2 separate regions of the Homo sapiens genome follow, and region 2 is linked to region 1. Evidence: read pairs that join two places in POLR2A ChIA-PET (ENCODE). Cell type or tissue: Panc1. All regions are shown on one strand. Links, peaks and the distances in the headings refer to the core of each region. The heading gives the core; the rest is flanking DNA.

The links. ChIA-PET counts read pairs that join two places held together with the same protein. Peaks named below come from ENCODE experiments on the same cell type or tissue, not always from the same donor. Only the 100,000 strongest peaks of a DNase experiment are listed, where the experiment ranks them.
Region 2: POLR2A ChIA-PET joins it to region 1 with 10 read pairs; 2 of 35 experiments call an interaction of 5 or more read pairs at or near these places.

What each region holds. Positions count from the first base shown.
Region 1 is chr1:218,350,810-218,366,712 of GRCh38, reverse strand. The region is part of intron 1 of TGFB2 (transforming growth factor beta 2); the gene reads right to left. Among named protein-coding and RNA genes, the nearest start is that of TGFB2-AS1, 13 kb to the right of the region's middle. In Panc1, for the core only: no CTCF peak of the experiment used is centred there; no DNase peak of the experiment used is centred there; H3K4me3 peaks cover 1,193 bases; H3K27ac peaks cover 2,500 bases.
Region 2 is chr1:218,863,411-218,879,313 of GRCh38, reverse strand. It overlaps the pseudogene NXNP1. Among named protein-coding and RNA genes, the nearest start is that of LINC01710, 47 kb to the left of the region's middle. In Panc1, for the core only: no CTCF peak of the experiment used is centred there; no DNase peak of the experiment used is centred there.

The DNA.
Region 1 (15,903 bases), core at 8,153-10,652:
CCCAGTGATTCTGACTTGGCAGCTCTGAAATGGGGCCAAGAAATCTGATGGATGTCCCAGGAGACAGAAATGCATATCACACTTTGAGAAACACCACCTCGGGTCAGGCGCAGTGGCTCATGTCTTATAATCGCTGCACTTCAGAAGGCTGAGGCAGGAGGACTGTGTGAGGTCAGAAGTTTGAGCCCAGCCTGGGCAATATAGCAAGACCCCATCTCTAAAAAAAAATTTTTTTTTTAATTAGCCAGTGTGGTGGTGCACACTTGTGGTCCTAGCTACTCAGGAGGCTGGGGTGGGAGGATTGCTTCAGCCCAGGAGTTAGAGGTTACAGTGAGCTATGATCATGCTACCACACTCCAGCCTGGACAACAGAGAGACCTTGTCTCTGTCTCTAAAAAAAGAGAGAGAGAGAGAAATACCACCTTTAAATCTTAACCAAGTTACTTAAAAGCCTCTTATTCAGTAAATACTCTTTTTAAAAAATTATATTTGCCTTCATGACTATTAATCCATTCCTTCATAGAGAGACTTATCTCTACTGCTTACACACTGGATTCTTATGTCTTAATAGGAAAACCTTTAGGCAGGCTAACCACATCTTAACCAATATTATTGGGGATAATAAGCTTGAAAAGAGAAAAATGATTTCGCAGTCACATGGCTGTGAGGAGCATGGACTATTTTCTCCTCCAGGGTATTTAATTTAAAGCTGATGCAGCATCAGAGCTGCCAGTCCAATTGTCAGTGTCAGAACACGTCGTTATCAACAACACCCAGGTTAGAGTGAGAAAAGCAAGAGGCGCCACAGGCCTCACGCTCACTTCAGCCGCTCCCAACATCTCCTTGGAATGGAGAGGCGGTTCACGCAAGGTGACAGGGATGGCCCTGGAGCTGCTTGGCACAGGCCAACTTCACTTAACGAGTGTTCAGAATCACACTCAGCATGGAGAAATTCACCCTGACCCTGGATGCCTGCCCCCTGGCATACACTCACTTACATTTTTACTCAATTACTATTTCTAAGAACAGAGACAAAAAAAAAAAAAAATGCAGAGCCCCACTGCTCAGCAGCCTTGCAGGGAAGGTCTGAAAGGGGTCTGCAGGGTTTTTCCAGAGCCTGCGAGCTAGGCAAGGTGGAAGAGCCTCCCACTGTTATGGGAATCTATGTGGAGCTTGCGCCCCATCTCCCCTTCCACACCCTCAGACACTCCTGATTTTCCCTGACTCGCTGAGGAGCAGGGTGGGTTTCCAATGCTTTTTCACCAAAGGAAGACAGAAGCTCGCAGCAATTAAGTGACCGAAAATAACCCCAAGTGAGGAGTGTCTGAGAAGAAAAACCGCCCGAAGAACCAGGGTAGGCCTCTCACTTTGTTTACTATGGGAGGAAAAGATGAAAAGGAAATTAATCCCAAGTAGTAGGCAAGAAAGTTACAAAATTAACAGGACAGGATTCCAAAGGAAAAGCCAAAAAAGGGGGGAAAAGTTTGGGGTCTCTGTGGTATGGTGGCATCTGGGCCAGACCTGAATTCAGATTTTGGCTCTGTCACCAGCCAGCTCTGTGACCAAGGACAAGGTGTTTACCTCTCCAAACCACGATTTCCTAAAAAATGGGGATCGTCATTCTGGCCCTCCCTGACCAACCAATGTGGGGAAAATTAGGATGATGTGTCTTAAGTACCAGGGACATAGGGGGTATTCAACAAATGTTTTCTTTCTCTCATTCCCTCCCGTTTTCCTTTCCAAATAGCCAGTTAGCTAGGGGGAAAAAATCAGATGTTTAACTCCTTGGTTGAGCTAGTGAAATAAAATTAGAATTTAGAGTATAAAAACAAAACGTAATGACTCACAAACGGGAGCTTTAAAGGCATGATTAAACTTTTCACTCTTTTTATTCACATTGCAGCTTGTAGCCACTTTGAGGCTCTCTGTACTAAAATCAACGTATATTCTCAACAGAATGAGTTCTTTTTGAGGAAACCCCAGCTTAGGCCACTGTAAATAAACTATACTGATTTCTAACCAACAATGTGTAGGCATGATACATTGCAGAATAGGGTATCCAGTGACCTAGGCTTTTCCTAGGATAATAAAAACATTTCTTTTGTCTCTAGCCGGGACCTCCACCCACACTTAGAATCAACATAATCCAAACCTTCTCAGGGCCTCAAAAATATGCAGTGAACCAATGCCAGGATTGCAAGTCTGTTTCCTTTTTTCCTGAGCATGGTTCAGGGATAACTTTAGCCACTGAATTCCTTGAGCGTCAGGATCACCCAAGCTCTATTCTTTGTTGTGGACTCATCGTCCAGCATATAGTAAGCATTCAATAAATGGCTGAATTAATCAGTGTTCCCAATAAGAAAGGGTTGAGGACTTCTGGCTTTTGTACCCCTCAGCCTAACACCTGGTGCTGGCTCTGAGGAGCTTGCACCTGCTCCGAGGGTCAGGGCTAAGTGGTTTGAGCAAGTGGCAAGCTCACAGGTCCAGTTGGCTGAGGGCCTGACCCATGACGATCCATTTCCTTAAGCAAACGAGACATGTCAATACAAAGGTCACAAATAATCAGCAGCATAACTCCCCGACAGGTCTCCCTCTAGAGCAGGGGCGTCCAATCTTTCAGCTTCCCTGGGCCTCACTGGAAAAACAAGAATTGTCTTGGGCCACACATAAAATAGACTAACACTAACGATAGCTGATAAGCTTTAAAAATATTGCAAAAAAAAATCTCATAATTTTTTAAGAAAATTTACAAATTTACATTGGGCCGCATTCAAGGCCATCCTGGACTGCATGCAGGCCGAGGGTTGGACAAGCTTGCTCTAGAACCTTAAAGGAGAGAAAATCTCCTTTCACTTTGGTTCAGGACAAGAAACATTAATTGAGCAACTACTATGTGTCAAGAACAAGAACATAGATACAAATAAAGATATAAAAAGGAACATTCCCTTGACATTCAGGCCATGCTGTCCAACCCTCCAGAGAGTGGCCTCCATGGGGATCAGGAAAGGTGTATGTCAAATCACTCTGTGACCCCTAAAACACATATCTCATCCCCACAAGTCATTCTTTTACATGCTGCAATATAGTCATTGCATTACTTCAAAGCTATTCATCAGTTTTTCTCATGTAAACTCTTACTAAAAAAAATTCTAGGCACCTTTGTGATCGCTCAGGTACAAGGCTGCATTTCAGAATCTCATCTTGCCTCTGGCAAGTTCCCCACAGGAGACAAACACTAAAGATGGATTTGATATAACTATGTCAAACGAGGAATAAAGCAGACAAGTGTACTCACCAAGGTACCCACAGAGCACCTGGGACTGTCTGGAGCACAAGCTGCCCACTGAGCCAGAGGGTGTTGTAACAACTGGGCAGACAGCTAGGAGTTTTAAAAAGCACAGTCATTAGCTATTTTACTGAAGAGATGCCTGGCACAGAACTATACAAAGATTCAAAGTAGAAGAGGGACTCATTGAATGTTCTTATCATTTCCCCAGAAATAAGGTCCCTGCTACCTGGGGCCAGGGGATTAGACACTGAGGATCTAAGGAGGATTCCAGATTTTAGTCCCAGATCTTCTGGCATCCCTTAACCAGCAGTCAGACTCCTGAATTCAGTTTTCCCTTTAGCACGTTCTAATGTTAAAATAACAGAGTACAATTTACATACTGAAACGGTAAAATAAATACCTTGATTTATATTAAAGATGAATAAGAAAGGCTTTGACCTCCTTTGACAAAAGACAGTCTACCGATTAAGAATAAAACTTTGGTTTTCATTTGGCTGGCCTAGATTTCAGTGTTCTTAAAACCACCTGTCATCATTTCTAACCCGCATGTGAAAACTCCTTCTTGAATGAGTCAAAAATACAAGTGAATATTGGTTTGGGGCTACTTACCTACAGTTTAAAAAGCTAGAGCTCTCTGAAATGGACTAAACGCATCTTCCACAATAGTTATTACATCTGGAAAATTTGAACTTCACTTTCTTTAAAGTAACAGCAACCCAATTTGTATTTTGCCCACCATATTCTTAGAAAAGAAAGCACACCCCCTCCCCCACAAAATATCTCAAATTGAAGAGGAAATATTGCTGAGTGTTCAAAACTTTTTCCATTGGTGGTAAGGTCAATAAAAATATAGAATTTTTGCAGAAGAAGATGTTAATTCAAACCCCTGTTCTGTCACTGATTTCCTGTGAATCCATGGAGAAGTCTGTAAGATGAGGCAGACGTAACCCTGCCTCTGAGGGTTTTTATAAAATTGAAATGAGATGATATATTTAAAACAGACTGACAGACAAAAGGTGGTCAAGGAATATGAGCAGTTGTCTAACTTGTGTGACAAAAGAAGCCCTGACTGCCTATTAGGGCCTGGCATGAATATCATTCTTTCCTGGCTCCTTTCATACACTGGGAGTCCATGCACCTTCCATGTTTATAGAGCACGTCTTCTAGAAGTAACACTGCCACTATTCAGACCTGACTTGAAAACTTCTTTCAACACAAGACAAAGGCTTTGTGGACTCTTCTCTTGATTTATTTTTTATTTTTGCCATATGTGTGCCTCTTATCACTTGATTTTTAAATGGATAACAAAGACTTTTTCCATACTCTGGAACTTACCATGTCCAATATTCAGCCCACTATCAAGATCCCAGTGGCAGATTTTTCACAAATGTGTGGATTACACCTTCTAGGCGGAACACTCTTTAACTGAGATATGGGGCTCTGACTGGCCAGTGTGGCATGGAAGACGAAGACCCAACAGCGGGGATTCTATAAGCACATACTGCTATCATGTTGCCACCATATGCTGCTTCCAGCTGACATCTGCTCACATATGTTCCCACCAATAAGAAACCATGCTGTTTATTTTTAGAGGCTTCTCCACAGTCTTACAGGAAGAAAATTCCCTCAAATAACCAGTCAGCAAAGACAGGAAGCTACACTGGATATAAACGGTTTGTCACAAGATTAACAAGTCAGACAAAGTTTTCTCATTCGTATCTGACCTTTAAAAAGAGATGCTGAAAGTTATCTTAAATAAAAATCTCAAAGAATACAACCAGAGAAAGGTAGAATATGCAGAGTAAGTCACTTGGTTAGCAATACTTTTTCTTCAAACTATGGCCCTATGCATTTCTTGGGGGGATTTAAGTGCTTTTCCTGGGAAACAGCACCTTCTTCAGGCCAGTGTACGCCGTGGTGCAGAAGAGGGACAATTCTATTAAACAGAATTCAGATCCCAAGGTCACCCAGGTCATAGGAAGTCTGTGTGGGAATAAGATGAGGTAATTATTGTCACTTGCAATTTCCAGCCTGCAGTTCTCAAGTATGCACCTTTGGTTTACTTTCACTCTGCTATAAAACAGCATTAAAATCCCTTCTTTTCTTTCCTTTCTTTCTTTTTTGTTTTTAAGTAAGGCAGGAGGACAGGGAGCTCTGGTGCTGATCCAATGCCTTAGAAGTTAAGACCATGAATGAGATAGAGATGTAAGGATGCTAATGATTGTTCAGTCTACAGAAAGCAAACCTTAGTTTTAAAATAATCAGTTTTCAGGCCGGGCGCGGTGGCTCACGCCTATAATCCCAACACTTTGGGAGGCCGAGGCAGGCAGACCACGAGGTCAGGAGTTTGAGACCAGCCTGGCCAATATGGTGAAACTCCGTCTCTACTAAAAATACAAAAATGAACTGGGTGTGGTGCCACGTGCCTGTAGTCCCAGTTACTCAGGAGACTAAGGTAGAAGAATCGCTTGAACCCAGGAGGCGGAGGTTGCAGTAAACTGAGATCACACCACTGCACTCCAGCCTGGGTGACACAGTGAGACTCTGTCTCAGAAAAAGGAAAAAAAATCAGTTTTCAATCATCTACATCATTGAAGCAGCACTGAGGTATGGATACACTCTGTTTAGAACAGTGAGGCTTTGGATATATGCGAAAAGGCTTTGTAACAAAGAAATGTAAAGAATTCTCAAAATCTGAGGCATTTATAGTCTTACAAACATAACTTTTTTTATTTTAAATTTTATTTTATTTTATTTTAAGTTCCGGGATACATGTGCAGGATGTGCAGGTTTGTGACACAGGTAAACGTGTGCCATGGTGGTTTGCTGCACCTATCAACCCCATCACCTAGGTATCAAGCCCTGCATGCATTAGCAATGAATCCTGATGCTCTCCCTACCCCATCCCCACTGACAGACCCCAGTGTGTGTTGTTCCCCTCACTACGTGCATGTGAGAAACCTGATATTTTTAGAAGAACGCAGGCACTCACTAATTTATGATGGGGGACTATGGGTAACACAAGTCATAAAATAGAAACAGTCCTAGAATTAAAACTTCGCATGGGTAATTTACAAAGTAATTAAATGACTAGGAAGTTAATTAACTGTAACAATGTTGGGGTTTATTTTTGCCTGCAATGACACAGCTAAGAAATAAAGCAACAAAACAAAAATACACAGTGTTTCCAGAGTATGTTTCTGAACTATCTGCACAAGGATCACCTGGCCGCCTTATCAAGATGCAGGTTTCTGGAGCCCATCTTAAAACGAACTGAATTATAATCTGAATTGGAGTGGCTGACAAAGGCTTGGGAATCTACATTTATAAAGGTACATCAGTAATTATTTTGCATGGTAAAATTTGAGAACCCTGGTACAGGTTATTATGCCTTACAGGTTAGCAAGGCCTTTTACAGAACCTCATTTGACCTCAAAACAATCCAATCAGGTGAATCAAGGAAAAATTATTCCCTCATAAGGGCTATTTGTTCTGAGTAGGTAGTGGTTTTGTCTACTGTGAGGGTCTATAGGATAGAGATAAAGCCATTCTTACTGCAATGATATCTTAAGTAAAATTAGATGTCTTACAAATGTACAACTAAACTCCCTATCAAATAAGCTCCTGCCCTAATCCCTCCAGCCTCTCCACACAAACAAACAATGCATCTCTCTTGTGATATAGCAACTCTGTAAGTGGGTACAATCATTCCTCCCAACACTGAACTACAATGAGTTTCTACTCTTCTTAGAGAATTCTCAGCAAGAAAGGGAAAACTGATCCAAATGTATAACAATTCAGGGTCAGCTTAGATCAAGACCCTCTTTCTATAATCTGAGTACTTGTGACAAACAGTTAATAAAATTAGACATGACTTTACACACATAGTTTCATTATTGATGGTGATATTTTCTGACAGTGGAATTCTTCTGAAATACCTCTCTCTCCAGGACAAACTAGCACCGGTCACCTCATTCTACGTAGAAGAAAAGTGTAAGTTTAGTAGGTGGAATCATGGCAGTTCAGGACTTAGTTTAGAGATCCGATCAGTGATTTTAGTTAACACACATAATAACCTAAGGCTTAATACTATGAAGAGATACAAATGAGTGACTAAATTACTATCCAAAACAACTTAATGTTTTAAAAATGCCTCAAGATATCTCAGACAGAAAACAGTGAAGACAGGTACAAGAAACCCAGGGTGGTGAAGTTTAACAGATCCATCTGAAGGTGGAACCTCCTGCTTCAGAGCCTGAGGTCATGGCTATTATTCAGCTTTGCTTCTGCTTGGCTACTTCCAGGTAGGAGTCAGAGGTTTGGTGCACTCCTTCCTCTGTCTCCCTCTCGTTAACCTGCAGAGCCCAAAATGCCAAGGATGAACTTGAATGTAGAAACATTTTCCCCACAGAAAGCCCTGACTGACCTCTGGGGGGACCGTTCCTTGACCAAACCACCCATCCTTTGCACAGAAAAGTCCTCCATCTGTGATTGTTTCTTTATCTGTCTAAAGTAGAATCAGAATAAGTCATTCACACTTTTCTGGAGTTTCTAAGCCAGCAGTTTTATTACAAGAGTTCACTGCTGGGTGCGGTGGCTCACGACTGTAATCCCAGCACTTTGGGAGGCCAAGGCAGGCAGATCATGAGGTCAGGAGACTGAGACCATCCTGGCTAACACGGTGAAACCCCGTCTCTACTAAAAAAAATTAGCTGGGCATGGTGGGGGGTGCCTGTAGTCCCAGCTACTCGGGAGGCTGAGGCAGAAGAATGGCATGAACCCCGGAGGCAGAGCTTGCAGTGAGCTGAAATCGCACCACTGCACTCCAGCCTAGGTGACGGAGCGAGACTCTGTCTCAAAAAAAAAAAAAAAAAAGAGTTCACTATAAAGGAAGTAGAAACAACTGCAGTCATATTGCCATAAGATGTCAAAGCAAAAGTGAAAATAAGTGAAAATGAGATTAAGCCAATAGATAGGGGAATAAATGATCATATTTTAAAAAAATCAAAATAGAAGAAATGACAAAGTTACTGCTACATCTGGTGTAAACAGAAAAATCCCTGATAAACTTGGTCTAAGAAGCACTGACATTACCAACACTGAAATGAATCCAAAACTTTAAAATTAAATTATATTTCTCAGAAAATTCCCATCTATGTTTTGGCAACAATAAATATTTTAGAGCTCTGAAAATCCACTAAAAAGTACACAGTCATCTTTTTCAGATGGAGAGATTTGCAAAGACCAGTGGACTTGCGGTCATTTCAGTGTCTTTCTCAAAACCAAATTTTGCATTCTTGCTTACAAGATGAAGTAACAAATAAGGATTCTTACAATAGCCTAAAATTATGAATGAATAGTTATTTGCAAACTAGCTTGTCAAGACAGATGTGGTATTTGTCAGTGTCGTGTGGGTTAGATAAGAAAAGTAAAATAAACAGAGCCAAAGTCACAGTCACAACGTTTTTCTTTTTCTTTCAGAAGACCAAAAAGATACTACAGTACTTCCTGAAACAACAACTCCAAAAGACCAGTGTTATTCTTAAATAGCTACTCCATGACTTTTTCTTCAGAAACGCAGCGTCTCTTCTTCAGAAATAACCTGTTTCATAATTACCGACATATAGATAGCTTGGAAGGCCTGAGGGACGGGGACACGCTAGTGGAACATGCTAGTGTGAGAGAAAAACAGCTGCCTGTGGAGGGATGGAAATGCATTCAAACTATTTCCAGAAGGTTTGGACTTTACAATATCCAGGAAGCATTTTCCATTTGCCTTAAGTTCCTCAAGTCATTGTGGTTGAGGGAACATCTAAGCCAAACATTTCTGACTTATCAGGCAGTAACAAATCCAAGCGTTCATTTGAGAGAATGAAGGGATGGTCCCGGCCCAGGGAGGACCGCTTTCTCAGCACGATGAGGCTTTCCCTCCTAACAGACACTAAAGCCAGTGAATTCAATTCCTCTTGGACAGCAATGTTTTTCCACATCACTGAAGTGGTGTTACTGGGTTGCCCCAGGAAAGCCAGGATGCTAACTCACTGAGAGAATATGTTGCACTGTGAACAACTACCCAAGGCCTTAGTGTGGCTTCCCCTCTCTGATATCATTTCTACTCCTCAAACCCTCTGCAGTTACTCTCGACCAGCCCCTCCCCTTCATCTCATCCAGCTTCCTCTTTGAGATTTCTTTTTTTTTTTTTTTCATTTTTCAGATGAAGTCTTGCTCTTGTCTCCCAGGCTGGAGTGCAGTGGCGCAATCTCGGCTCACTGCAACCTCTGCCTCCCGGGTTCGAGCAATTCTCCTGCCTCAGCCTCCCAAGTAGCTGGGATTACAGGCGCCTACCACCATGCCCGGCTAATTTTTGTATTTTAAGTAGAGACAGGGTTTCACCATATTGGCCAGGCTAGTTTCAAACTCCTGACCCCAGGTGATCCACCCGCCTCAGCCTCCCAAAGTGCTGGGATTACAGGCGCCAGCCACTGCACCCGGCCTCCTCTTTTAGATTTCTACACCGTAATGTCATACTATTGCTAAAGCCGCCTTTAAAATGAATTGCCTGAAGGCTAAGAGGCGGCTGTGGCCAGTGCTTGGTTGCGGAGGTGAGATGAGGTCTACATGAGTATAACCACAGCTGCCTGACCTGCCTCAGCCTTGACTCCAAATGTCCTGGTTTCTTTTCAACCAGTGGAAGTGATGAGAGACAGGACACCTGTGAGGAGAAGCGAAACCAGCCCCAGAAGCACATTACATAGAAGCCCCGCCTGCATGTCAGTCTTTTATAGGCAACATCCCCTCTGTTCTTTGATTTTGGACTTTGGGATCCAGAAAAATAAAGAGGCAAGTACTATGTGACACATATGAACCTTCAGAGATCAGTTCAAATAGTTTAAATAATTTTTCCCGGCTGGGTGCGGTGGCTCACATCTGTGATCCCAGCACTTTAGAAGGCAGAGGCAGGAGGATTGCTTCAGGCCAAGAGTTCAAGACCAGCTTGAACAACATGACAAGACCCCAGCTCTACAAAAAAATTGAAAAAATTAGCCAGGCATGGTGGTGCATGCCTGTGGTCCCAACTATTGTAGAGGCTGAGGCAGGAGGATAACTAGAGCCCAGGAGATGGAGGCTTCAGTGAGCCATGTCTGTGCCACTTACTCCAGCCTGGGCAACAGAGTGAGACTGTCTCGAAAAAAAAAAAATTCCCCTAAAAATTTATATACCCTTTGAAACAAATGGTAAATCTTGAGATGTCAAAAATAAAATAAAAACAAAAAAATTTTGATTTCCAAGACTCTGGCTGGGAGGAGTATATACTATGTGGATCTCCTGTTCTTGATTCCACAGATGGGCTCCTAACATTCATTAACTAGAAAACGTTTCTGAGGGCAGATGTCATGCCTCCACTTAATTTCATTTTCCATGTACTTCTGCTATAGCACTCTATACCATGTGCACATAGACCGCTATTCTTTATTTCACAAACCTTTATGTGATTTCACTGATTCTATATATTTTTCATATTCTATTATTTCTAAAATCCAGATTCTCTCTTATAATCAATGGCTGAGTTAATTGGCAGTGACATTTAGTTAATGTTATAACTAATAGTTAAATGGGCAGTGATATTTCTTTGTTAGTGGCACATAAAATAGTGGTGCATTTTAAAGTCAATGAGATTCGATGAATAATAGCTGCTGTGGAAAGAAGGCCAGAAGCAGCTGCACCAGGTGCTTTTTCACACACATCATCCTTTACAACCCCTAGAAAGTCGATGTTCTTCTTTACAAATGAAGAAACTGAGGCTGGGCTAAGTGAAGGGGTTTCAAATCCAGCTGCAAAGCCGACAGTGGCAGAGCCAAGATCTGAATTCGGTAGGAAGCAACTTAAATATCAATGAGGCAGTTTTAATGACTTGCACTGAGAGAGCCAAGTTGCTAACCAAAACAGGACCACTCTTTAACAACTGCCACAGGCCTGGAGTAGGATTTCTTGTCTTTGATGTTACCGCTTCCATTTCAGCCTTTGAGATTCCTTTGGTACAATTCCCTTTTATTTATTCTCCTTTCTTTATTTAATGGGTCTGTCCAGCTCCAAAGTCATCATGCTCATTGTATATCATCTTGCCTTCCCAAATAAATTAATTCTCTGAAATAGGAATGCCCTATCAATAAAATTTATCAAAATTTTTGTGAGGAAAATGATTGCAGTTCAAAAACAAAACCAAGGCTGGGCACGGTGGCTCGGGCCTATAATCCCAGCACTTTGGGAGACCGAGGCGGATGGATCACTTGAGATCAGTTCGAGACCAGCCTGACCAACATGGTGAAACCCCATCTTGACTAAAAACACAAAAATTAGCTGGGCGTGGTGGCACATGCTTGTAATCCCAGCTAGTTGGGAGGCTGAGGCAGGAGAATTGCTTGGACCCGGGAGCCAGAGGTTGCAGTAAGCTGAGATGGTGCCACTGCACTCCAGCCTGGACAACAGAGCAAGGCTCTGTCTCACAAACAAACAAACAGAAACAACCAAAGTCTTAATAAATCACACTTTTTGTATCAATTAAGTGCAGAAATAAAAGTTGAATGTGTTAAGAGGCAAGAAAAAAAAACCCAGGTTGTGTGCTTCAGAGGTATATTTTCTCAGTGCTTGTGAATGTAATTCTTGTTAACAGAGGAGAGCCACCATTCTTCCATGGATGTATTACATCATTTATCAAGAAGGCAAGAAAGGTCATGCTCTCTATTTCCTGGGCTCTGTATTAGGGCTCCTATTACCTGTGGTGGCTGAAAGTCTAATTTCCATAACACATCACTAATAGAAATAGCTATTTCCATTTCCTCAGCTGTCAAAGGGACAGTATGAGTATTAACCTCATAGGATTGCTTGTGAGTATTAAAGAGTACATATATGTAAAATATTTAAAACTATGCTTGGTTTATAAGTCTTCAATAAAGGTTAGCTATGCTTGGCCTGTAAAAAGTCCTCAATAAAGGTTAGCTTTAATCATCATTATCACCACCTTCATTATTATCTGAGAATTGGAAACAGAAAATATTATGGTTATGAGAATCCCTGTGCTCTTTAGCATAGTGACATGACCCATCAGACACATTTTCCCTGATAATGAAGGTCAGAACATTTCATCTCTCCGCATCTCCTGGCCCTGACACCTCTTTGAACTCACAGATTCTTCTTCTTCCTGTAGTTCAATCTCATTCTGTAAAGGGAATGCTCATCCATTTGTCAAACATTCCTTGATCAAACACAATATGCTAAGTTCTATAAGAATATAGATAAGTTAGACTTGATTTCTGTTCCTGGGGCAGTCTACAAACCAATGAAGAAGACAGCCCAGAACAGAGTTAGATCTTACTAAGATCAAAAGAAAAGAGGGAGAGATAGAGATAACCATCAGTATAGTAAGAGTGCAAAGGAAGAGCTAATTAAATAAGACTAGGACAATCAAGGAAGGTTTTCTAAGGAGGTGGCATCTGACTAAGCCCAGAAATATTTTGTTTTATTTTGTTATGTTTAGAGACAGGGTCACGCTCTGTTGCCCAGGCTGGAGGACAGCGGGGCAGTCATAGCTCACTGCAGCCTCAAACTCCTAGGCTCAAGCAATCCTCCTGCTTCAGCCGCCCAAGTAGCTAGGACTACAGGCACATACCACCAGGCCCAACTAAATTCTCTGTAGAGACAAGATCTTGCTATGTTGCCCAGGCTGGTCTTCAACTCCTGCCCTCAAGTGATCCTCCCGCCTCAGCTTCCTAAAGTGCTAAGATTATAGGCGTGGGCCACCACACCAGGCAGAAGGATTTTTAAAGGTGTGAAAAGATAGATCTCTATGTAGAAGAAACAGCATAAACAAAGACCCCAGAGGCATGAAAATAAATGGCCCATTTGGGTAAAGGCAAAGAGGACAATGTGACTGGAGTATAGTTTTCATGCAGGGATTTAGTGAGAGGAGGGGCTGAGCAAGGAGGAGGGACCAGACCCTGAAAGGCCTGAATCTAATTGCCTAAACTCTCAGGCCTTCTCATAGGAGAACTGGATAGTGCCAGACATGGTGAATTACCAACCCTATGTTCTCTGTTTCCAGCCCCATCCCATCCCTGCCCTGAAGTGTCAGAGGCCACCTAAGGAACAAACTGAGTGAGCAAAGGAAAGAGATCCACTGAGTGGAACTATCGCAAAGGAAAAGAATGAGCTGGAGGTTCCAAGACATCCGAGGTTAATGGAAGTGGTTCCTGGGGTATCGCTCATAATCACATTTTCATCTCCCTAAAATCCAGACCCTCTCTTAAAATCAATGGCATGATCACTGAAGTGATATTTTTTTCTTAGTGGCACATAAAATAATGGTATACCCTGAAGTCAAAGGCATTTGAGACTCAGAGAATTGCTGCCAGGCAAAGAAGACCTACTCCATGCCAGAGCAGCTGCACTAGGTGCTTCTTCACATATGTCATCATCAATCCTTACAACCCTAGAAGGCCAGTGTTACTTTCTTCATCTTTACAAGGGAAGAAACTGAGGCCTGGTTAAGTAAAGGGGGTGCTGTCTCCCACAAACTCAGTAGAGTATCAAATGGGACATGATATGTGAGCACTCGACCATCCATCCATGCAGACATTCCATCACAATGAAGGAAAAGAAGGCAATTTAGAGATGGTAGGGAAGAGGCCAAGGGGCAGTTTCATTCAGAGTCAAGACCACCAAGCCAATTCAGGAAGTAAGGTAGTGGTGAGAGTGTGGGGCACTTAAACACCCACTTCTGGATATCAGCGCTTAGAAAAGAAACAAAACAGCCAACCATCAAAAGCAGCTTGTGGTTGTAGCATGATGCAAATTTATTCCAAACAAATGACAGAAGCAAACTTTTCAGTCTAAACAAACCCATCAAAGAATCCCCTAACATATTATTAAATCTAAAATAAAATACCTGGAGAACGTTGAATTCCCAGGTTAAAAACTATCATTGTTTAAAGGATATTTTTTAAAATGAAAGCACACATATGCCTTCAAAATGACAATGGGCATTTGTTTATCTCGGGCAGAGCCACATTTCATCAAGCTGTGCAGAATCTGCAAAATGGAATCCACCCTTGAGCAGAAGCGCTGCCTAAATAGAGCAAGCACATCTGGCAAATCCAAATCCTCTCTCCGGGAGCCCATCAGTACCGGAAATGCTACATCAAGATAGCGGAAGGGGCTATTTCCAGAGCTCTTCCATGCAGTCTCTTGCTCGGCTGCTCACCTTACTCCTGAACCTATAATGGGGCGGGGTGGGGTGGGGGTGCTGTGGGCAAGGGGCAGGGGGAGGCGGGCTGGAGTGGCAGTGGGCCAGAGTCCCACTCCAGTGGTGACCCTGCACACCTCTCCCAGGGCCAGGAGCCTCCACTCTAATTTCTCGAACCTTCTAAATATGCAGCCTAAAGTGTGTTGTAATCTCTGGGCGAAGGCCTACAAGTCAGTGAACTCCTTGGTTCTAACCCAGATTTGATGTGGGTTCAACAGTGAGTCATTAGCCCTTTTTTCACATCTCAGTTTCCTCTAGGAAAAACGATCTGTCATTCTTTCATATCTTTATATGAAAGATGCTGCGACTAGGTTACATCACCATCTTTTCACCAGGGAGAAATCATTCAAAAAGTGCAACTCCTCGAGTAGACCACAGGGGTTGCTGTGGAGACGCAGTGGGCTCCCCCAACCCCTTCCTTCTGTGAGGTGGAGAGGTCCCCACCTGCCCCTCAACCTCTGCAAAGCCCCTCTTTCATCGGGTGGGGTCTCCTCAGGAGAGGCATAAAGCTGGCTGGCCTCACTTGGCAACAAAGACGACCCAACTGCTTTCGTTATAAATAGTATACTTCTTTGAGAGGTTTTTCTAGTCTTTGAAAAGTAAAAAAAAGAGGAAATCCTGAAGGAGGAGCATGTGACCTAACTTAAATGTAACCACAATTAGACACTAGAGTTAGTACAAGCAACGATGCAATAAAAAAGGGAGAATTAAAGTTTGGTCTGTTGTATATTAATAACTCAATCATTCTGGAAGTCAAGAAGTTCAAGTCTGTCTTTGATACGCTCTCTTTTTCTTTCTGTTTCTATCTCATACACCCACATGCAAACACACACATAGAGAATCCTAAAAAATAAAATAGTAAAAATGCTTACTACATAAAGCAAAAATACCACTACGTTCCAGCAATCGCTAACATTTTCCTTCATTGGGCAAGTGGCCAACAGACCAGCAACTTGTATATAGAAAGACATATTCATGAATTGAATGCTAAGTCACATTCCCCAAAACCATAGTGTCATTGGTATTCATTCTACATTCCACAATTTAACTTGGAAAATTACAGAGGAAATAGAAAAGGAGATTGCTTCATGTTAAATGTTTAACACTCATGTGAAACAACTACAAAGGGAATCTCATTGTGATTTTTCAGGCTGTATATTTTTAGTGTATCTACTTCAAAATGGTAGAATAAATCAAGATGATTATTTACTTTCTTCCATTGCCTAGCTTGGAGATTCCACTCTTTGTTAACACAAACTGCTTATTTCCCTTGCAAGGGGAATCCATGATAATTCCTCACTTCTTTTTTCTCTGT
Region 2 (15,903 bases), core at 9,038-11,537, 510 kb before region 1:
ACCCCTGGGTAGTAGGGGAAAATTACTGTAAACTGATCATTTGAGAAATGCCAAAAATAAGTGAACATCGTCACAAAAATCACAAGCTTCCAACACAGCCTTTAGATGATTTTTTTATGGCAATTAAATATTTTGGGTTGGGCACAGTGGTGGCTCATGCCTGCAATCCCAGCACTTTGGGAGGCTGAAGTGGGAGAATTGCCTGAGCCCAGGAGTTGAAGACCAGCCTGGGTAACATGGGGAAACCCCATCTCTACAGAAAATTAATAAATTTTCTCCACATGGTGGCGTGTGCCTGTGTTCCCAGCTACTTGGGAGGCTGAGGCAGGAGGATTGCTTGAATCCAGGAGGTTGGGGCTGCAGTGAGTCATGCTCTCACCACTGCACTCCAGCCTAGGCAACAGAGTGAGACCTTGTCTCAAAAAAAAAAAAAAAAGTTAGAAAAAATAAATAATAAATAAATAAGTAAACATTTTGTATTAACATCATGCTGACCTTTTTCTCATTATTGATTATTTAGCTCCTTTTCCTTGAAAAACTATTTTGGTGAATTCTGTCATTCATATAAAAAAATTCTGAATGCTTAGTAGTAAGTAGTGCATGACTTTATTTTTTAATTTTCCCAGGAGTACATTTGGAATCACAGTATTTCAAGCTAGAAGAGAGGTTGGAGGTTGTATAGTGATAGCAAAGCCTTTTATATGAGGTAACAGAGGCCCTGAAAGTCAAGGATATTATCCAAGGAAATGCTGAGTCACACTTTCTTTTCAGACAATGACTTTCTGATCTGTGTGTTCATTTCCCATTTAAGAATAAATCTCTCATAAAAGGAGTAATATAATCAACTTGGGTTTCGAATCAATGAAACCACTAATATTCTTATATATTATTCCAAGTAGAAACATTTAATGTAATCATACTTGCTGTTGTGAAAACAAACTCTATTTCATTGTTTGTGTAACTTAAATTTCCTACATGACCCATCAAAAATGAATTAATTGGATTTGGCATGTGAAGCTTAGGAAGGATTTTAGAAAAGCTTTCTTATTATTCCCTGCTCATTTTCCACCTAAGAGTTTTTTTCTCAAACAGATGTACACATTTCACATGCAAACCACATGTAAATACATTTAATAGAATTCAGAGCAAGTTTAAAAACATTTCAAAGTGTTTCAAAGCAGACTCACTCCTAGTCTATATCAAATATCACCAATAATTCAATAACCCAGGAAAAGAAATGCCACCAAAAATCTGCAAATTGGAAGGAAAAAAGATGCCGACAAAAGTCATTGTTTTGGAAGCTCATAGTACCAGAAGAAAGCTGAGCAATTGGTTTAGCCCATCCTCTTGTCTTTAGGCAAAAGTGCCCTAAATAGTCTGTACAAAATGGTCAACGTTTTCCCAGGTAACCTACTTCAATGAACAGTATTTGACACCAATGACAGAGAAGAAACCTTTTTAAATACTCACTATAGCGCATATACTTGACACATTTACATTTCTGAACGAGTTTCTAAATGATACCTGCAAACTATATGTAAGAGAAACAGCAAGACAAGATCATCAACAAAAATACTAAAATGCAGCCATCGTCAAGTTGAAAATAATGTGTGCCATTCAGCTTAGGGTATGCTCAGAACAGCAGCTCAGCTGTGGAAATAGTCACAGTTGCAAATGACTTGATGGACGCAGAAATCATTTAGGACCATTAATAATATTTGAAACATTTAGGTCAACATTTCTCAAAAGTCATTAAAGCAAAGTTCTCAAAAACTAATACTTCTGTCAATCATGGTTATTATTTAACATATTATTCTGATTACTTATGTCTTCATTCTAACAAACTTGTTTTCAAATATGTTGAAAGCATGTCTAAAGTATAGTTCGTGTTGAATTGCTTTAGTACTCTTAATACATCTCTAAACCATTATATTATTTGCAAATAGATGCACTGTATTTGAATGAGAATTGTTATATAGATGTGTATGCTGGTGAACAGGGAAGGTATTAAAAACACTACAGAAGAATGTGGTAGGTTGCTTTTTAGAAATATTTTAGTAAATTTTTCAGAAAAAAGTATATAATTTAACTATTGAGCTAATTCGATTTCCTCTGTATTTTCTTAAACTCACTTGTTTTCATATTAATTTTTAAAAACAAATTTTATGTATTTTGTGATTTTATGTATTTTGATTCTGTGAGATCAAAGTATATTTGTAAGAGCTTGATTCTTGTGCCTGATCCTTCATGATAAATATAATCACTAGGAAGATAAGAGAGAGGAAAAAATGAGAACAGTAAATGCAGGCATTTTAAATTTATTAATGTTAACTTCAAATCCATGCTAAGGCTGAACATGTGTAATAAGAAATGAGAATAGTTGCAAGTATCAATTAAGTTGCAATTCTAAATTTCAAAAACTGAATTTGAATCATGCTGATCAACAGAATTAATGAAGGGCATGGGTGTGTGAACCAATTTGGCTTCAAGAAAAAGACTATATTTGCTTGGTGTTCTGATTTAAACTGTCTATTTCCTTTATATTTAACAACTATTAACAAGTTTATATGTTATCTGACAGAGTAACAGACTTACAAATGGAATATTATTACTTCAAGCAAGAGAAATTTGTTAGTGTGATACAATCATTTGATGAATTGAGGATGTATCAAAAACATAATTGCTCTGTTGTAACATTCATTTCCCTCAATTACACATTGGTGTGTCTTAATGGTAATGACAGATATAAAATTATGTCTGTTCACCACTTAAAACTAAGTTTTTATTGCTTCTTTGCTAAGCTTTTAATAGAGCCAAACACACTAATACATTGTGGGTGGCTCAGCTTAAGAGTGATCTCACAGTATATTTGTGTTAAACCCAGAGAAATATTGCAGTGTTAATCAACTCATAAAGATGATAACTAATTTACGTTGTAGAAATCTAAGGTGTAACCCCAATTATACTTTGTTTTCCTAATTTTTTCAGAGCTAGAACTATCAGGCAACATATAAATTTATCTCCTAGATTCCTGAACTAAGCTTTCCAGGGAGCTTTCTCAGCATCTGCCTCCATGCCCTCCCTGTTCATCCTTCGTTACTCTCTCAGGAATCCCTAGTCCATTTAGGGACATGATAACTAAGGAGAGAAAGCTAAGGATACCAAACTAGCTCAACATAAATTAAAGGTATAAACTATTACCTAAAGTGAAACTTTCTAGAGGCTGCAAAAAAAAAAAAAAAATCCACTGTCTTTACTGTATTAGATACATGAGGTCCTTAAATTAATTTGGGAGTGTTTGTATCAGATAAATTAGCTAACCTCCAACTTGCTCATTTATGTGGTGTTTCTTAAGACGGTGCAGCTTAAATGGAATGCTAGTTGTGCTTTAGTCTTTTCTTTCTCACATAGCATTAGGGAGAAAACTGTTTCAATATTTCCCTCCTTTTGCCTTGCTAAGAAAGCGTTGTCCATATGAAAATAGCTTTTTCTACATAGAAGCAAGAATATTAATTTTAAACATTTACAACTATTAAGGTTTAGAGATACGATTGCTTTTCAAAGGAGGAAAGAACACAAATATGTATTTTGGACTTGGTGTGATCTAATGATAGGTGATCTGCACATACTGTCGCATCTGATTCTTGTGACAATTCTCTGAGGCTGGCATTGTTATTATACTTACCTTTTACAAATGAGTAAACTGAAGATAGTAGAGTAGCCAATTGTCAGAGCAAATGCTGGCCTGTCTTTCAAGCCCAGTATTTTCCACCAACGTTAATGTTTCAGGTTTCTACATGAAGGTTCCTTTTCTTTCAATTCAGTCAGTAATTTCATCGCTTTTTGGAATTATTTCATTTTACAGTGATTTTTTTCTATACTCAGACTAAGTTTACAAAAGTGTTTTACATATTCATTTATTTATTCAAAAAGTATTTATTACATCATATCTATTTATTATATCTCGGATATGCCAGGCACTGTGTTAAATGTTAAGGAATTCAAGGAAATAGCCTCTTTTCTACCTGTAAGTTGCCTGTATTCTGGTAAAGAAGCCAAACATGTCCCCGGATCACTGCCGTGAGACTCCGTGAGGGCGGCCGAGCGCCTGTGTAGGAAGCTAGCTCTGGCGGAACAGTGTTTCAAGTATGTCCCTATTGGATTACTGATTCTGGGAAATTCTAACCCAGCTCCTGTGCATACTCCTAAACCTCAGACTTCTGCTCTTTCCCTCATAACCCATTTTCTGCTCTACAAACTGTTAGCTTCCTTTGCCAAGGAAAGGACAGTGGTCTAGACGTCAAGGAGCCAACATTGTGGTTAGAAATCAATCTCTGTTTCCCTGGCTTTGAATTACTATATGACTTCAGGCTTCCCATTTAACCTTTGCTGGCCGTGGTTATTTATTTGCACAATACAGGTAATAGCTACCTTATGAGTTGCTGTAGGGCTTCATTAGTTAATGTTTACAACATCTTTGAAAATATAGCATGAAAGCTACTAAGTAAGCGCAAATTATTATTATTATTATTAACATTATAATCATCATCAATCTATTTCGTATATAGCCAAAGGCTGTCTGCAAGAAGTGAATCATGATGGTTCTCTACAAGCCTGGCTCCATCTTCCAGGCTTGATTGCTAGATCCAAAGGCCCGAACCCAATGACAGGCATAGCAATTTAAATAAGTTATTTCTGTGCGTGTAAAAAGACAAATCATCTCACATTCCCACTTCTTGACTCTGTTGCTAGTTGCTCAACCTTCCTCCTGATCGTCATATAATCATCTCTGTGTATATAAAACATGTAGAAACTCTCCTAGCCAACTGACAATTATCTGGATCCCCTAGACAGCCCTGACATCTTATTCCTCTATTGTGTAAAGCAGGAAACTGAGACCACAGAAAGTGAGTCATAGATTTGAGTTCAAAGTTTGAATGAGCCCACTCTTTGTTTAGCAGTTGAGACTGCGCCTATATGCACAAGCATATTTGGAAAGAGAAACTTTACATTAAGCCACATAAATATCATTTTGATTATAGTTATTTAATAGCTGATTACTAAATAATTATTCAGCCTATTTAAATTTGCTGTTTCTAAGAGTGCTGATAATGACAAAAAGGCAGTTATTTTAAATAGGGAAAAATTCATTTTTAATAATGGATTTCTCTCTGCCTAAAAAAAGTCTCTTTTGCCCTTGTTTCCTGGTCTACTCTGACATATTTTTCATAACCCACATAAAACTTTTGCTCATTTTGGAAACTTCTGTAACTCCCTTTAGACTGTGGTGAATTTCCCTCCCTTGAATGTGTGATGCCTGATTATATGATTTATTTGGTAATTATTTATTTCTCTTTGGCATATCCCATTGTTTTCATTTGCAACTTTTCAAATATCTACACAGTATCTTCTTTTTACAATTAAATTACACAGCCTTTTGTGGGTAACACAGAAGGAGTGTTCATCTTTATAATCCCTGAGATGCTTAGGTTAGATTATTGGAAGTGGGATTCAATAAACATTTGTTTCTTCTTTTTTGTTCAAATATATTTGGGAGACCATTTTATATTGCCATTGAATATGATGGAAAGCTGCTACACCCTTTCCCTCTGATCCTGGGCACATAGGTAGACTACACTTCCCAGCCTCTCTTGCAGTTGAAGTGGGCCACGTGATTGAGTTTGGTCAATGTGAATGGTAGACATCATGCATGCCACTGCCTGAACTGGCCTATTAAAATATTCAGCACAATCCTCCCTGCCTGCACATGCTCTTTACTCACTAACAAGCTGAATGGAGAGAAAACCAAAACCCGAAACAAAACCCAAGGACTTAGAGAAAGGCAAAGTCACAGATAGAAAGATCCCAAGTCCATATGCCACCACTTGGAGAAGAGCTTTCCAAGAGAATTAAGTCACCAGGAAAATCCATGGACGTCTGTTGGGTGAGTAAGAAATAAGAAATAAAATAAATCACTGAAATTTGGGGATTGTTACAGAAGCATAAATTGACTTATAAAACATCTCACAATCATCTTATCCTTAATATATTCAAAATAGAATTCTTATTTCCTTTCTTCTGTATTCCTCAAATCCAGTGCTTCAGCAAGTCTTATCCAAACTCCCTTCAAAATGTATCTCAGTACCCATCAAATCATTCAATTTCTCTCTCTTTTTCTGCATCGTCAGCATGAGTTTGCTCCTGGGCTCTGTGATAGCCTTTAAACTGCTCCTGCTGCTTCCATTCTTACCCTTCTCTCTTCAATTTACCCTCTACACATCAACCAAAACCATTTTGAAAAAACACTACTTAAACCACACCATTCCCTTATTTTAAATCCTTCAATAGCTTATCATTGCATCAAGAACAAAATCCATACTCCTAACCTTGGCCTGCAAGATCCTGCACACTCTGGCCCCAGCCTAGCTCACCACCTTATCTCAGGCTCCTTTTCCAAAAGCCTGCAAAGTCTAGTCACTTGGAATTCTTTTAGCTTCTCTCACAATCTAAAATTTTATCTCCTCCAGGATGTTCACCTTGAAGGTTGTTCTCCTTTCTCTTCACATGGCCAGCTCCTGGCTACCTTTCATATCACTGATTAGACATCCCTTCTTCAGAGAAGTTCTCTCAGATCACCATATTTAAGAAAACTATCTACCTTTTTTTATCCTTTATTGCAATATCTTGATCTTTTCCATATTAGCAATTACCAGAATTTTAAATTATACTTTTATGCAGCAGATATGAACTTCAGGTCACATGTTGAGAAGTGTACATGTAGTCCTATTTCACATAAAAGGATGAAACTTCCTTTTCTGTACTATTTCAAGACCTCATTCCATTTGTTTATTGATTAGGACATAGGTTTCAGATGCTGTAACAACAAATAAAATGAAACAGTAGCTAAAATATCTTTGTTAAATGTACTGCATCTTCTATATTAAAAGTGTATTTCTTTCTCCCTTAACTGTCAGAGGGTAAGCAGTCCATGGCTGATAAAGGCAGTTTTGAAGTGTCAAGGAAGCAGGCTCTTTTTATGTGGTCAGTCTGTCATTCTTAACATGAAGCTTCCATACCTCGGTATAAGATGCAAGATTCACTGTAATTTAGTGTGGTGGTTAAGAGCAGTGCACGGTTGAGGTAAACAGCTGGGTCGAAAGCAGCTCTTAGATGTCAATTATCATGGCCAGTGAATGCCCTTATATAAACAAGGTCGTTAATTGTTTCTAAAGGAGGTAAGATTGTGAGAAGACATGCATCCTCTTTTGATAAAAGACATGGAAAAGGATGAAAAAATGAAGAGGCTAAGTATACAGCATTGTTTGAAAACCCAGTCTTTGTTTTATCCTTCTTGATTTGGATATATAGTAAACATATTTCAAATGCTCATAAAAAGTAAATGGTTACAAAAGAAATTAAGTTAGATGTGGTTTACTTTAAAGAAAATCTCAGGAAGTAATGTAGAGGAGGGTATACTTTCAAACTCATTTTATAAGTCTAGCAGTACTCTGATAGAAAAGCCAGACAAGGCCATTACTAGAAAAGAAAATTACAGGAGAGTATCTCTCATGAACATACATGTAGAAATCTTCAAGAAAATACTAGCAAACTGTATTGAATAGCACATTAAAAGGATCACGTATCATAATCAAGTGGGATTTATCCCACGGATGCAAGGACGGATCAATATACACAAATTAGTAAATGTGATACACCACATTAACAGAATGAAAGACAAACACTTGATGATCATCTCAACAGACACAGAAAATGCATTTGACAAAACTCAACATTGTTTCATGATAAAAGCTCTCAACAAATTAGGTATGGAAGGAATGTACCTCAATGCAATAATGGCCGTATATAACAAACGCACAGCTAACCTCATACTCAATGGGGAAAAGTTGAAAGGTTTTCTTCAACATCAGGAACAAGATAGGGATGCCCACTCTCACCACTTCTATTTAACATACTATTGGAAGTCCTAGCCAGAGCAATTAGGCAAGAGAAAGAAATAGAAGACATCTGAATTGAAAAGAAAAAAGCTAAATTGTCTGTGTTTACAGGTAACATGATTTTATATATAGAAAATCCTAAAGATGCCATCAGAAAGCCATTAAAACTAATAAAGTTTTAGACTACCAAATTGACATACAAAAATTAGTAGTATTTCCATACATAAAAATGAACTATCCAAAAAAATCAAGAAAACAATCCATTAACAAAAGTTACAAAAAATAATAAAATCTTAGCAATAAATTTCACCAAGGAGATGAAGGATTTGTACACTGAAAATTATAAAACAAAATAAATGAAGAATAAAAATGGAAGAAAATATAAATAAACAGGAAAATATCCCACATTCATGAATTGGAAGAATTAATATTGTTAAAATGCCCATACTATCCAAAACAATGTACAAAATTAAGGCAATTCTTATCAAAATTTGAATGATATTTTTCACAGAAATAGAAAAAAAAAACTAACATTCTAACGGAACCATAAAAAATACCTGAATAGCCAAAGTAATATTGAGCAAAAAGAACAAAGCTGGAGGCATCACACAACCTCACTTCAAAATATACTGCAAGGTTATTGTAATCAACACAGCATTGAACTGGCATAAAAATAGGCACATACACAAATGAAAGAAAAAAGAGAGCCAAGAAGTAAATTTATGAATTTGTAGTCAGTTAATTCTTGACAAGGTGCCAAGAATACACAATGGGGAAAGGGCAGTCTCCTCAATAAATGGTATTGGAGAAACTGGAGATCCACATGTAAAAGAATGAAATCGGATCCTTATCTCACACCATATACAAAAATTAACTCAAAATTGATTAAGACTTAAATATAAGACCCGAACCTGTAGAACTAGTAAAAGAAAACATAGGAGAAAAGCTCAATGACATTCATCTGGGCAATGTTTTGGATATGACCCCAAATGCACAGGAAACAAAAGTGGAAATAGACAAATGGGATTACCTCAAACTGAAAAGCTTCTGTACAATAAAAAATCAACAGAGTGAAGAGATAATCTACAGAATGGGAGAAAATATTTGCAATCCCTACATGTGATGAGGGGTTAATATCCAAAATATATAAGAAACTCCTACAACTCAATAGCAAGAAATTACATCACCTAATTTACAAATAAGGAGAGGATCTAAATAGACATTATTCCAACAAAGACACACAAATACTGAAGAGGTTCATGAAAAAATGCTCAATATTACTAATCATCAGAGAAATGCAAATTAAAACTATAAATCATAATAAGATATCACTTCACATTTGTTAGAATGGCTACTATGCAATGGACGATAATAAATGGTGAGGATGTGGAGAAATGGAAACCTTCACACACTGTTGGAGAAAATGCAAATTAATATAGCTATTATGGAAAACAGTATGGAGGTTCTTAAAAAAAATAAAAATAGAACTACCATATGATGTAGCAATCCCACTACTGGGTATACAGTTAAAGAAAATTAAATCAGGACATCTAAAAGATAACTACTTTCTCATATTCATTGCAGCATTATTCACAATAGCCACAATATGGAATGAACCTAAGTGTTCATCAGTGGATAAATGGATAAAGAAAATGTGGTATATATACACACAATGGAATACTATTTAGCCTTAACAAAGAAAGTAAATCTTGTCATTTGTGAAAACAAAGTTAAACCTGGAAGGCATTATGTTAAGTGAAATAAACCAGGCACAAAAGACAGAAAACACACACCACATGATCTCAGTTATATGCAGAATCTAAATAAGTCAACTGTGTAGAAGCAGAGAGTAGAATGTGGTTACCAGAGGCTGAAGTGAGAGTAAAGGAATGCTGATGAAGAGAGGTGGGGAACTAGAAATATGATGGTCAAAGGAGGCAAAATTTCAGTTAGCTTCAAGAGATTCATTGTACAACATGGTGACTATAGTTAATAAGAATGTATTGTATTCTTGAAAATCACTGAGGAAGTAGATTTTAATTATTCTCACTGCAAAAAAATGGGAAATATGTGAAGTAATGCATATGTTAATGAGGTTGATTTAGCCATTCCACAGTTTATAGATATTTCAAAACATCATGTTGCACCTGATAAATATATACTTTTTAAATTTGCCAATTCAAAAGAAATTGATTAAAGAAACAGGAAGTGATGAGAAAATTCAGAATAGATGTGGAATATGGAAAGAATCATTTGACAGAAGGAATAATTCTGAGCAATAAACAATAACTTATGATTACCTGGAAGCAAAGAATAACCTGGAAATAGAATTGGGCCTATGGCATCAACAATTCATCTGTGAAAGGAAAGACAAAAATTGTGACTGAAAGTCAGGTTGTTTTTGTTTGTTTGTTCGTTTGTTTGTTTTGAGACATAGTCTCACTCTGTTGCCCAGGCTGTAGGCACGATCTTGGCTTACTGCAACTTCTGCCTCCCAGGTTCAAGCAATTCTCCTGCCTCAGTCTCCCGAGTAGAGTAGCTAGGATTACAGGTGCCTACAACCACATCTGGCTAATTTTCGTATTTTTAGTAGAGACGGGGTTTCGCCATGTTGGCCAGACTGGTCTCGAGCTCCCTACCTCAGTGATCCACCCTCCTCGCCCTCCCAAAGTGCTGGGATTACAGGCGTGAGCCACCATGCCCGGCTGAAAGTCAGGTTTTATGTGTCTGGTGAGGAGACTAGCATCAAAGTCAGAAATAAAATGTTAATTGAAAAAAAGTTTGAATTTGAGAATTGTAAGAAATCAGCTCGTGGGGACTGGTGGCTGGACAAGGAGCATGCACACTGGTCAGTTGTCTAACATCCAATGCTTCAGAGTTGTTACATGTTTCAGATGCCTCTTGAGACCACAAGCCACAGCTGTGCAAGGTACAGAATGAACTTGCGGAGTTTTATTAAACCTTTGGGGAAATCAAAGGGGAAATCAAAGAGGAAATCATCTGCCTCAGTAATTTCCAAAGGAGATGAAGGGTCTACTTTAGAAAAAGTTAGCCAGTAGGCAATATGTGAGCAAGGAAGAAAGTATAGTAGGTTAAAAAGCTTTAATGTGCTGATATTCCAATTGAAGAGTGTAAAGCAATCATAATCCTTTCAGACATATGGACAAGAGGAGCCTCTCTTGTTGGATAAAAAGGCTTCTTTGATTGGGTATGACTGGAACATTGGGCATTTGTTGGTGAACACAGAGGGTGGTGGCTAAGAATTAGTAATGGAGCAGGATTAGAAGGAACCACAACATTTTTACTAAATCTCAGTGTGGCAGTTTGTGTGAATGGAATATCCACTAGATATCTATTATAATGTCTCGGTTTCTTTTCTAAGTTTCTTCCATTATTCCCATGTTTCATCTTTTTTTTTTTTTTTTAGAAATAAAACTTTTTTTTCAGAGGAAGAGTGCCATTTTCTTGTCAATAAAAAGAAAACTCTTCTTGAAACTCCCTAATATATTATCATTTAAAGTGAAATATAGAATAAGATGTTAACTATCTATTCTTTTTTAATTTATAAAGATCAAATTGCCAATTAAAAGTTCCTAAGCATTCAAACCTTAAATGTAAGCATTATTAGTTTATTAATAAAATTAATAGAATAGAGTTAATCTCCTAGTAGTTATCTGATCTCAGTTATTCATTACCTTCTACCACAAAAGGCTAAATACAGAATCTCCCTACTTTTATAGAAAAAAAATGATAAATGTTTCAGACCTCACATGAAGAACAGTTTTTGCTCTGGTTTTTAGGTATATTCCCACATTTAATGATAAAAACAGAAAGTGATTTAAGAACATTTTTCATGTGTGTCCAAAATGGAAGACAAAACATCCTCTTTATAAACGAGCCAGCAGTTATTGATGTCTGAAATGACCAGTTAATTCATGTAGATGTGTACAGGGGCTTTCACGTGTACATACACACAAACATATACTCAGTGAACATTCCAAAAGTTCAATATTGTTTTTATATGTGCAGTTTTATAAATGCAGTGTATTCTCACAGTAAGAGCTGCTTTTCCCATGGCTTCTGCATCCAAATTGGATCAATTCATCCATTTGATTCTTCCCAAAGGAGACAAAATGACCAAACAATACAGGTGCATATAATCATGTGTATTCTCTAGCAATGTGTGGAAAACAGGAGAAAACTCTGAAGTATTTATTACGTCAGCATTTTCCCAATACTGCAAATGCAATTCACAAAGTGGGAAATATCTAGGAGGGATTGGATATGTTTAAAGAAAATCCAGAGAGAGTTATTTCTTATTGGTGATTATCAGTTATCTTTCTCTGTTGAAAACTCAGATTATTTTTTAATACCCACTAAATTTACACATTTTGACTCTGAATTTAGTTGCTACTTTCAAAACAATTACTTTTGTAGGGGAGACAAAAATGTTCAACTTTCTGATCCCCTTTGCCACCCCACCCCACTCAGCTGTCATCACCACTGATAAATGAAGCTAGAAAGTGCAGATGTTTTAAAAGTGTCCCATCTTTTGACAAAGTAAAGTAAAATATTACATGATTATGTATCACAAAAGAGATTTTGTTTGTAATTACACAGCTCAAAGATAAGATGGTTTGTTCTGTTTTTGCTCCAAGTCTCTTATCTATATTGACATCCAATGTACAACTAAGAGAGTGAAAAGAACAAGCACCTTCCCAGGAGGATTTTTCTGAGAAGTTTTAATCAAAGATACAAAGGATAAAAGCAGATGCCAGATTCAAAAGAAATAAATAAGGGAGAGATGGCAGAATGTTCCGCAAACAAAATTGAGAACTGTAGTTATCTGAAGGCTACAATAAACTGGGTATAAAGGCAAAAATTAGCCCGCATTGTTCAAGGGAGAAAATAAATGCTTTGCAAACAGGCGGCATTCATTCAGTTATTCAGGAAGCTCGATGTCTGATTGGAGATTGTTTAGGTATTAGGCCACTTTTCCTTGAAATGATTCTAGCAGCTTTCAAGATGTGAGAGGAGATGATATATTATTTCTGTGTAGAGGCAACCTCTGATTTATTAGGAAGAGTATAGGTTGGGAAATTGACCACCCATGTTTTCTTCTCTATCTTCTTTTCCAGATGTATTTTGTGTTTATACTCTGTTGCTCTAGTGAATCACTATAATTTTGTGAATATTTACCCACGTAATAACATACAATGTTTATAAAATTTTTTTCCTTTAGAAAACTTAAAGCACCTTAGAGACCTTAAATGATAAATTTGCATCAAAATCTAATTAGGAAAGAAAGGTCTTTGCTAATCAATAATAACTTATTGAATTCTTTCTAGAAAAGCATTTTATTTTTTACTGAGTCTTACCTGCTTATTAGTATAGAACATTTTAATTTTATTCTATAAGTCAGAAAGTTAAAGAGTCACAGATATATTGAATGAGTTCAAGTAAGGCCAAGAGAGATCTGAAGTTTGGTCAGTTCGATTTTTGGCTACTCTTCAATGTAGCTGAAACCACAGTTATCACTGATACATTTGGTTGCATAATTCATTCTACTGAAGAATGTTTGTTTCTCCCATGCCACACAAGTAGAACTGGCTGGACTTTCCCAGACATGAGGGTGCTAAGGAGGTAATGTAGGCAGGGTCAAGGTCTAGGATAACATATTTCTACCAGGAAATGTGTCACAAGAACAAAGCTGGAAGCCTTATGAACTGCTCCTCAGAATTACTCTTCTTAAATTACAATTGGTATACTATTTTATTAAATATGTACCTGAGAGAAAGATATATACTGCTGATCTATATCTTCCTTTCATCATTCATACATAATTCATACATTCTACACTCATCTACATGAAAAAAAGTGGGTTTCTTATTTAGGTAAAAATGGATACTATCCCTAATATTACAGAAAGAACTCTTTTGAATTCTGGTGCCTAGAAATTGGAAAATACCTAAGCTTTAAATTTCTCATACATCTAGAACATTCTGGTAGAAGAGAAGTGGTCTGTATCATGTTAAACTCTTTTTCAACTTAGCTGACATCATTGGGTACTGTTTGATTTGCATATTCAACATATATTGGGAAGTTATTGAGCTAAATGAGGCAAGGAGGAAAGTTTGGGGTAAAATATGCCTTCCCTTGAGCAATATATGAACAAGTGTATTCTTGTAAGATTTGTTAACATAGGATACATTCTTTAGTATATTTGTAACTCACCTAAGGATCCTAACATTCAAGATGTCACTAAGTTATAAATATTTTCATGGCACATAAATAGACACATTTACAGTGTGTTATTTTATGTTTTCAGTAGATTTTTAATAAATGGCTGTGTGGGGATAGCTGTGGTTTAAAATGATAAATTAGGATTAAATAGAGAGTAACTCTCTGTCCCTCCCATCCCAATAAACCTGACTATATCTTGCTACACAGGTTGGTCTGCAAGTTTCATTTGAATGACAATTTATCTGTGTCTTAGTGAGACTCATTGCTTTAGATTCTAAACTTCAAGAGTGTCTGAGACATGTTGAAGCTTCTGTTACATCCCTAATACTTGCCTACGTGCCTGTCACATGGAAAGCTCCCAATAAATATTTATGGAAAAAAGAGAAGAGGGGAGAAAGTATGAAGAAGGAAGGAAGAAAGGGAAGGGGGAAGGTAGCAGGGAAGGAGGGAAGGATGGAAGTAAAGAAGGGAGGGAGGGAGGGAGGGAGGGAGGAAGGAAGGAAAAAAGGAGAGAAGAAAGGAGGGAGGGATTCTGTGTCATATGCACCAAACTGGGCACTGTTTGTGGCTCAAATAGTCATAGATCTCTTCCTGTGTTGTTGGTTTCTTGATTCTGTTATTAAGGTGACTAGAATGAACAATCTCTTACTAGGAACTCAGTCATCATTTTAAAGACTGGGTTCCAACAAATATCTATCTGTCTGGTTTAGTGTTGCATGCTTCATAAAAATTTTGGTGTTCAGAGCAATTGAATATTTTTGTTTTGCTATAGACCATTTTATTTTAATACTTTTTCTTAAAAAGGAATATATACTTTTTGTCTACTAAACACTACGTAACACTGAGTACCTTACATGTTCAGAGTAGCTTTATGTTTAAATCCTGGATTCAGTGAGAACAGTGCTTGCGTCATGTTGCCATGACACACATGTGCATAAAGGCAGTCCTGCTGACTAGAAGGATTTATGGGAAAGAATCTCATTGTGAAAAAAGTTAGAATAGTAGAAGGAGAGGGAATGTAAGATGTGCTGCTCTTCTTCTCTACTCTCTTGCTGCCACCACTGTAGGGTCCCGTCTTCTTATTCCCACCCCAGGAAGCTACTTACAGTTCTGTCAGCATAAAGGGTTAGATGAAAACTTGTGTCACTGTGAGTTATGCATTACTTGAGCACAGATACAGTAAGCACCCGCTGGACTCTTACTCACTGTGGGAGTTTGAATTGGTGCAGGCCACGTTCATGGTGTGCCAGGGAAGATCAGGTGGCTGACTGCTGAGTGGCTTCTTCAGGTGGCATTACTATTAGTGAATCTTTGTCAAGCAACTGGTCCTCAAATTTTCAATTTCAGAAGAGTGATCTCAAGAGATTTTCAGTTTAGTGGACTTAGGGACATTGACACATGCTAGCAAAACTTACGAGAGGATACTATATAAAACATTATCAATTATTAAACACAGTGAACAATGTGACTCCCACATGGCCAAAGGACCCTAATATGTAATATTATACTATGACATAATAGCACATTTTTTCTTTGCAGCCAGACCACATAGAAAGTCAAACTGCAATCAGAACTGTGCTTGAGTAACATGAACTAAGAAAAGGGGAAGTAGTGATATAATTTCAGGGGTTAAGACCACCCAACTAATTGTATCAGGCCTACCTATTTCCATAACATGAATGAATGAACAGATAGGAACACTACA